2 separate regions of the Homo sapiens genome follow, and region 1 is linked to region 2. The links are chromatin loops, found by intact Hi-C in ENCODE. Cell type or tissue: endothelial cell of umbilical vein. All regions are shown on one strand. Each heading gives the region's core, and the rest is flanking DNA. Links, peaks and the distances in the headings are about the cores only. Region 1 overlaps PRTFDC1 (phosphoribosyl transferase domain containing 1). Region 2 overlaps THNSL1 (threonine synthase like 1).

Region 1 (2,920 bases), core at 335-2,834, 170 kb after region 2:
GTTGCCTAGGCTGGTCTCAAACTCCTGGCCTCGAATGATCTTCCTGCCTCAGCCTCTTGAATAGCTGGGACTGCAGGTGCGCACCCGGCTTCATATTCTTTTAGCTAGCTCAGAATCTCTGTTCCTTCTTTCTCTCTGGATTTATGAGGCTTTGTACTTTGCGTTCCTTTCTCCTGATTGATTCTTTCTTTTCTCCTCAATGTAACTTCTGACCTCTTCTGCTCTTGCTTCTCCTCTCTTACTCTTTTTTTCAAGAAACTCTGCAGTTTGGAGGAATCAAGCAGGCTTCCTAGCAAGGGACTCCATAATGCAACCCCCTAGAAAATAAGTCCCTCACCTCTAGTACTTATTTTCCTAGCAAGGGACTCCATAATGTAACCCCCTAGAAAATAAGTACCTCCAGTACTTTCTATGAGCATGAACCAGTCGTTTTCTTCTTGTGAAAGCATCGTTGGTCATAGTCACTGTGGAGATGACTTTGCCCAGGCTATAAGCCCACTGGCTGTACCCAAGTACACTTCCATTAAAAGTAAGCAAATAAATCTCTCATCTATAATACTGTAATAAACAAACCTGTAAGATTCCAAAACACTGAAACAAGTTTGAAAATCACTGGACCAGTGCACCTTTATTCTGTTTCAAGACTTCTGAAGAAGGAGAGCTATTGTCTGTTCCTTAAGAATTCTCTCCAATAAGTATTAGCCAGGCGTAGTTTTGCATGCCTGTAGTCCCAGCTACTCAGGAGGCTGAGGTGAGAGGATCTCCTGAGCCTGTGGAGGTAGAGGCTGCCGTGAGCCATGATCACACGCCTGGACAACAGAGTGAGATCCTTTCTCAAAAAATAGCCAGGTTCAGTGGCCCATGCCTGTAATCCCAGCACTTTGGGAGACTGAGGCGGATGGATCACTTGAGGTCAAGAGTTCGAGACTGGCCTGGCCAACATGGTGAAACCCCATCTCTACTAAAACTACAAAAATTAGCCTGGCATGGTGGCACACGTCTGTCTTCCCAGCTACTCGGGAAACTGAGGCAGGAGAATGGCTTGAACCCTGGTGGTGGAGGCTGCAGTAAGCCAAGATCGCGAGACTCGGTCTCAGAAAAAAAAAAAGAATCCTTTCTGACAAAAAATCATCATCTTTTCAATGAATCTTCTTTTGCTTTTCATAAGTACCTTGCACTGTGCTTAAATCCATTTCCTCTCATTCTGCCCTCAGTAGGGAGCTCATTAATATCCTCTGCATCATGAACCCAAAGACCAGCATTAATGCAACCTCCACATTCTCTTCCTCAAGTTGAACAATCCCGTTGCCTTTCATCTTGTGTCCTGGCTTTTGCTTTCCAGCCCTTTAAACAGCCAAGACACTGAGTACAGCGGGAGAATTGCTTTCTAGTTGCTGTGGCCCGCGCACCTGTTCACATAATGCAGCGTCGTAACGCCTTCTGCTTGAACTTTCCTTTGTGTTGTTGAGAGTGTTTCCTTTGGCATCGTATCACTGCATACTGCTTGCTTTAGAACACCAGGGCCACGTGACTCAATTATGCATATTTCTTGTTATGCACCAGGCTTCCTGAGCCCTTTCTCAACTCTGTATGCTAGATCAGTCATTCTTCATTGTAGGTTGGCTTGTTTGCCTTGCCTCCTTCCTCCCGAGTAGTCCTTCGGGTCCAGGTCCCTCTTGGGCTCATCGTGTGCATTTCTCACCATTTCTCACTCCCTCCTGCCTCAATGAAAGGTCCTCAAGTTTGAGTGGCGACAGCAGCATATGGTGACTTGCATTTATATAATCTAAATTTTGTTCCTTTTTTTTTTTCTCTTTCTCTGTCTGCTAAGATGCTGGATTTGAGATTCCAAACTTATTTGTGGTGGGATATGCCTTAGATTACAATGAATACTTCAGAGATCTGAATGTAAGTCTTGCATGCAAATCCCTAACCGCCCTTTTTATAAGAACTTAACAATTTAAAAAAGTATTGAATGCGTGTTAGTGATGTCTGCTATTGATTGAGTATCTTCTATGTCAGGAGTATGGTGAGCACATTGCATCCATACTCCCAATTAACTCCCACTACTATTCTGCAGGGTAGGTATCAGGATGATAGAGGCAAATTATGATTATCTCTATTTTGTACTAAAGAAATAGGAAGCTAAAAGCAGAACTATGGTTTGACACTGATTCTTCTCCATAGTCATTGACTGTGCCCAACCAACCATAACAATAGCCAATATTCTATACACTGGTTTGTGTCAGTGCTTGAACTCTAGCAGGTTTCAATTACAGTGGCATGCAGCTCATAACTCTTCCCTCTTTGGGGGAAATGATCTCACCACACAGACGTGGACCCCCAGTGTGGACCCCAGCTGTGTGACCCTGACCAACACTGCATGATCTAGAGGTAGACAACTTACCCATAGTGGACCAATCAGTCTCTCTGTCCTGGGAATTAGAAATTTAAACCAAAAGTCACAGAGACTGAGTGTGTTCAGACTTCAACCACTAGGATAGCAGTGCCCCCAGAGAGTATCCATAGCACCATGGGTGAAAGTCTCTGGAGCTGCCCTTGTTCCTGCCTTCTAGTTGCTTCATTGCCCAGCTCATCCTTGGATTCTGAGAGCTACCCCAGTATTCCACCAATAAATTCCCCCTCCCCCCTCTTTAAAGACACAGGGTCTCACTCCACAGTCTCACCTAGGCTAGAGTGCAGTGACGCAATCATAGCTCACTGCAGCCTTGAACTCCCAGGCTCAAGCGATCCTCCCGCCTCAGCCTCCTGAGTAGCTGGGACTACAGGCACACGCCACTATGCCTAGCTAATATTTTTACTTGCTGTAGAGATGGGGTCTTCGTATGCTGTCCAGGCTGGTCTTGAACTCCTGGCTTCAAATCATGCTCCCACCTCAGCCTCCCAAAGTACTGGGATT
Region 2 (2,920 bases), core at 164-2,663:
TAAATAATTCTGTCATTAGCTGTCCATCTTTATTAGCCATCAAGTGTAAATGTCGTTCTAGGTTTGAAGATTTGAGAATATCTATTGACGGTGAAAAGGTTTGTGCTAGTTTTCTTTCCCTTAGATCATAATGTCCTGTTTTTATAAAATCAGTCAAAACATGGTTCTGATTAGAGGCACAGATAAATTTTCGAATCGGGATTCCCATCATTTTGGCATACACTGCTGCTAAAATGTTACCAAAGTTTCCTGTGGGAATACAGACATCGACTGGGCTTCCAAAAGAAATAAATCCTTGACTAACAAGATCAAGATATGCGGAAGCATGATAAACTACCTGCGGAAGTAGTCGGCCCCAGTTTATGGAGTTAGCCGAACTTAAGATTGTTCCATATTCCACAGTAAGAAAGCCAGTAAAATCAGAATCATTAAAAATTCTTTTTATAGCTGTCTGGCAAAAATCAAAATCTGACTCAACACCCACTGCCCATCCATTTTCTCTCTGACTGCCAATTATTTGTGCTTTTTGAAAATCACTTACTCCATTCTCAGGAAAAAATGCAACCACAGCTATCCTTTGCTTATCATTCTTATTTAGACGACTAAAACCATTTAAGACTGCACTCCCTGTGTCTCCTGAAGTAGCTACAAGTATCATATAATTGCAACTTGGTGGGATACAGTGTGCAAAAATATGAGGCATAAGCTGTAAAGACAAATCTTTAAATGATCCTGTTGGTCCATGAAACAACTCCAGGATGAACTGGTTGCCTGAAAGGTGCCTGACAGGAGCAATTTTTGAGCAGGCAAAGTTTTCCCCATAAGCAGTTTCAATCATTTCTCCCAACCTGGCAGCAGGTATGTCTGCAGGATGGATACATCTTTCCAACAGTATCTGTGCTCTTTCTACGTAGGTTGCTCCTACTAGGCTTTTCCACTCCCCGCAGCTTAATTTTGGAAACTCCTTTGCAGGAACAAAGAGGCCACCATCAGAAGCCAACCCCTCAATTACAGCTTCACTAAAGAATTTTGCTGAAACCTTCTGTTCACAGTCTTCAGGCCAAACGTGTCTTGTTGAAATGAATGTTTCCGAGTCCACATCTTGGTATCTTTTAATTGCATTCAGCACTTTGTCAGCTACCTCCTCTGGGGAAGCCCCACTTTCACAGAAAACACGAGCATCATACCACTTCTTATAATACTGTCTTCTAAATTTAAGTAAGTCTTTCATAGATGTTCCAGAATTCTGACCTACAATCCTATCTGTCTTCATTAATTTTAGACGACAAATTAGATCTAGTAGAGGTACATCCAGGTATACAATTATTCCATTTTTCTTCAGATGCCACATGCTAGCATCATGCATTGGATTGGACCCAGTAAGGGAAATCACACTTCCAGATGCAGAGAAGTTTAACACAGCTTTTCCTTCCTCTTCTAAAAATTGCTCATTACCAACATCCTGTAATTTTTCAGACACACTCATATTCCAGGTTTTTTCAAGGATATCATCATCCACATCTATGACACAACAACCTAGTTTCTGACCTATTATTCTGCCTACTGTTGTTTTCCCAGCACCAGGAGGTCCCATCAGGATAATATTTTTGTCTCCAACAAGAGAGTGGGTTGAATACCATGACTTCCTCAATTCCGCAAGTGCAAAGGTTCTTGAAAGAAATCGCTGTGCATGTTTATCCGTTTTAACATGTATACTAGAAAAACATTTCTGTGTTATCTTTTTCAGATGATGACATCGGTTAAAGTGGAGCATTCTCTTTTCACTTTTCTGCCCAAGCCAACCTAAAAATTGGCTTTAGCCCTTTTCAAAACACAAAACAAACAAAAAACAACAAAAGATAATTTGGTTACTAATTACAGTAGATTGTTAAAATCCCAATAGGACTGAATATAACCATGCCCATGGTACATAAACTGTTTAAAAATCTTCCAAACTTATGGAATTAAAAAAAGTATTCCAACCCAAATTCTTATATATTGCATATTATCCTTTTAATGATATCTTTTAAAATCTCAAGACACTGAAAAATCAAAACTTTGACAAAATTTGTAACTATAAAAAACAGAAACTTGTATTCACAAAGTGCCAGATTGTAGATGCTTTTAAAAGTATATATACACTAAATCAAATTACTATTTCTTTTCATATTGAGATCTTTTAATGAAAATTATTTCATGGTTTATCAGTTTATATCACATATAAAGATGATTTGGAGTTGGAGTGCTATCTACTTGCAATTCACAAAAGTTGAACAATATTCTTTATATTTAATTTCTCTTCAGTTATATGAACATTGTGACAGACTATATTACTCATAAATTTCTTATAGAAGTCATAACAGGAAACCAGAATAAAAGAACATATTTGCTTATAAAATGCTTAGTTTTCCAAACTACAGGACAAAGGTATGACATTTTCTTTCTTATGTGCCTTTTACACGCATATTAAGAATCATTGTTACATATTATTCATATTGAAGGCTTTAAAAAGAGCCAAGGTGAAAGGTATATTATACAAATAGTTAAGAAAAATTAATAATCAGCAATGAGGTCAAAGGCTACATATAACCTTATCTGCACAGAACCATCACTTTTGTTTCTAACCCTATAATCATCAGTGGAGAGATTTAACTCAATTTCCAGACCCCAGGGCCACAGCCAAGAACCTCAGGAATGTTTCCAATGATGAGAGACAACAATTATTCTGGCATCCAAAGAAGCTCTATAATTTCCCATATTGACCAAGTCCTTGTCTTTGGAAATATACTCACCATTAAAACAAAAATGTATGCCAGACAAGTCAAGTTTTTAGTTACGTAAAATGCAGTATAATACCTGTGCAATGTTCATGTAAATTGCCTGAAGTAATGTCACAGACACATAGTGGGGCTTATCACGT

Evidence for each region. Peaks named below come from ENCODE experiments on the same cell type or tissue, not always from the same donor. Only the 100,000 strongest peaks of a DNase experiment are listed, where the experiment ranks them.
Region 1: a loop joins it to region 2, with 5 times the contacts of the local background. A loop is called at or near these places in 3 of 110 quality-filtered maps.

Annotation. Positions count from the first base shown.
Region 1 is chr10:24,850,376-24,853,295 of GRCh38, reverse strand. PRTFDC1 (phosphoribosyl transferase domain containing 1) reads left to right here. Exons shown (of 9, transcript NM_020200.7): 8 at 1,832-1,908. Among named protein-coding and RNA genes, the nearest start is that of PRTFDC1, 100 kb to the left of the region's middle. In endothelial cell of umbilical vein, for the core only: no CTCF peak of the experiment used is centred there; a DNase peak (open chromatin) is centred at 1,505; H3K27ac peaks cover 734 bases.
Region 2 is chr10:25,022,078-25,024,997 of GRCh38, reverse strand. THNSL1 (threonine synthase like 1) reads right to left here. Exons shown (of 3, transcript NM_024838.5): 3 at 1-1,822. The coding sequence starts at 1,774. It also overlaps a transcript of ENKUR not described here. Among named protein-coding and RNA genes, the nearest start is that of THNSL1, 6.9 kb to the right of the region's middle. In endothelial cell of umbilical vein, for the core only: no CTCF peak of the experiment used is centred there; a DNase peak (open chromatin) is centred at 1,527; H3K27ac peaks cover 1,433 bases.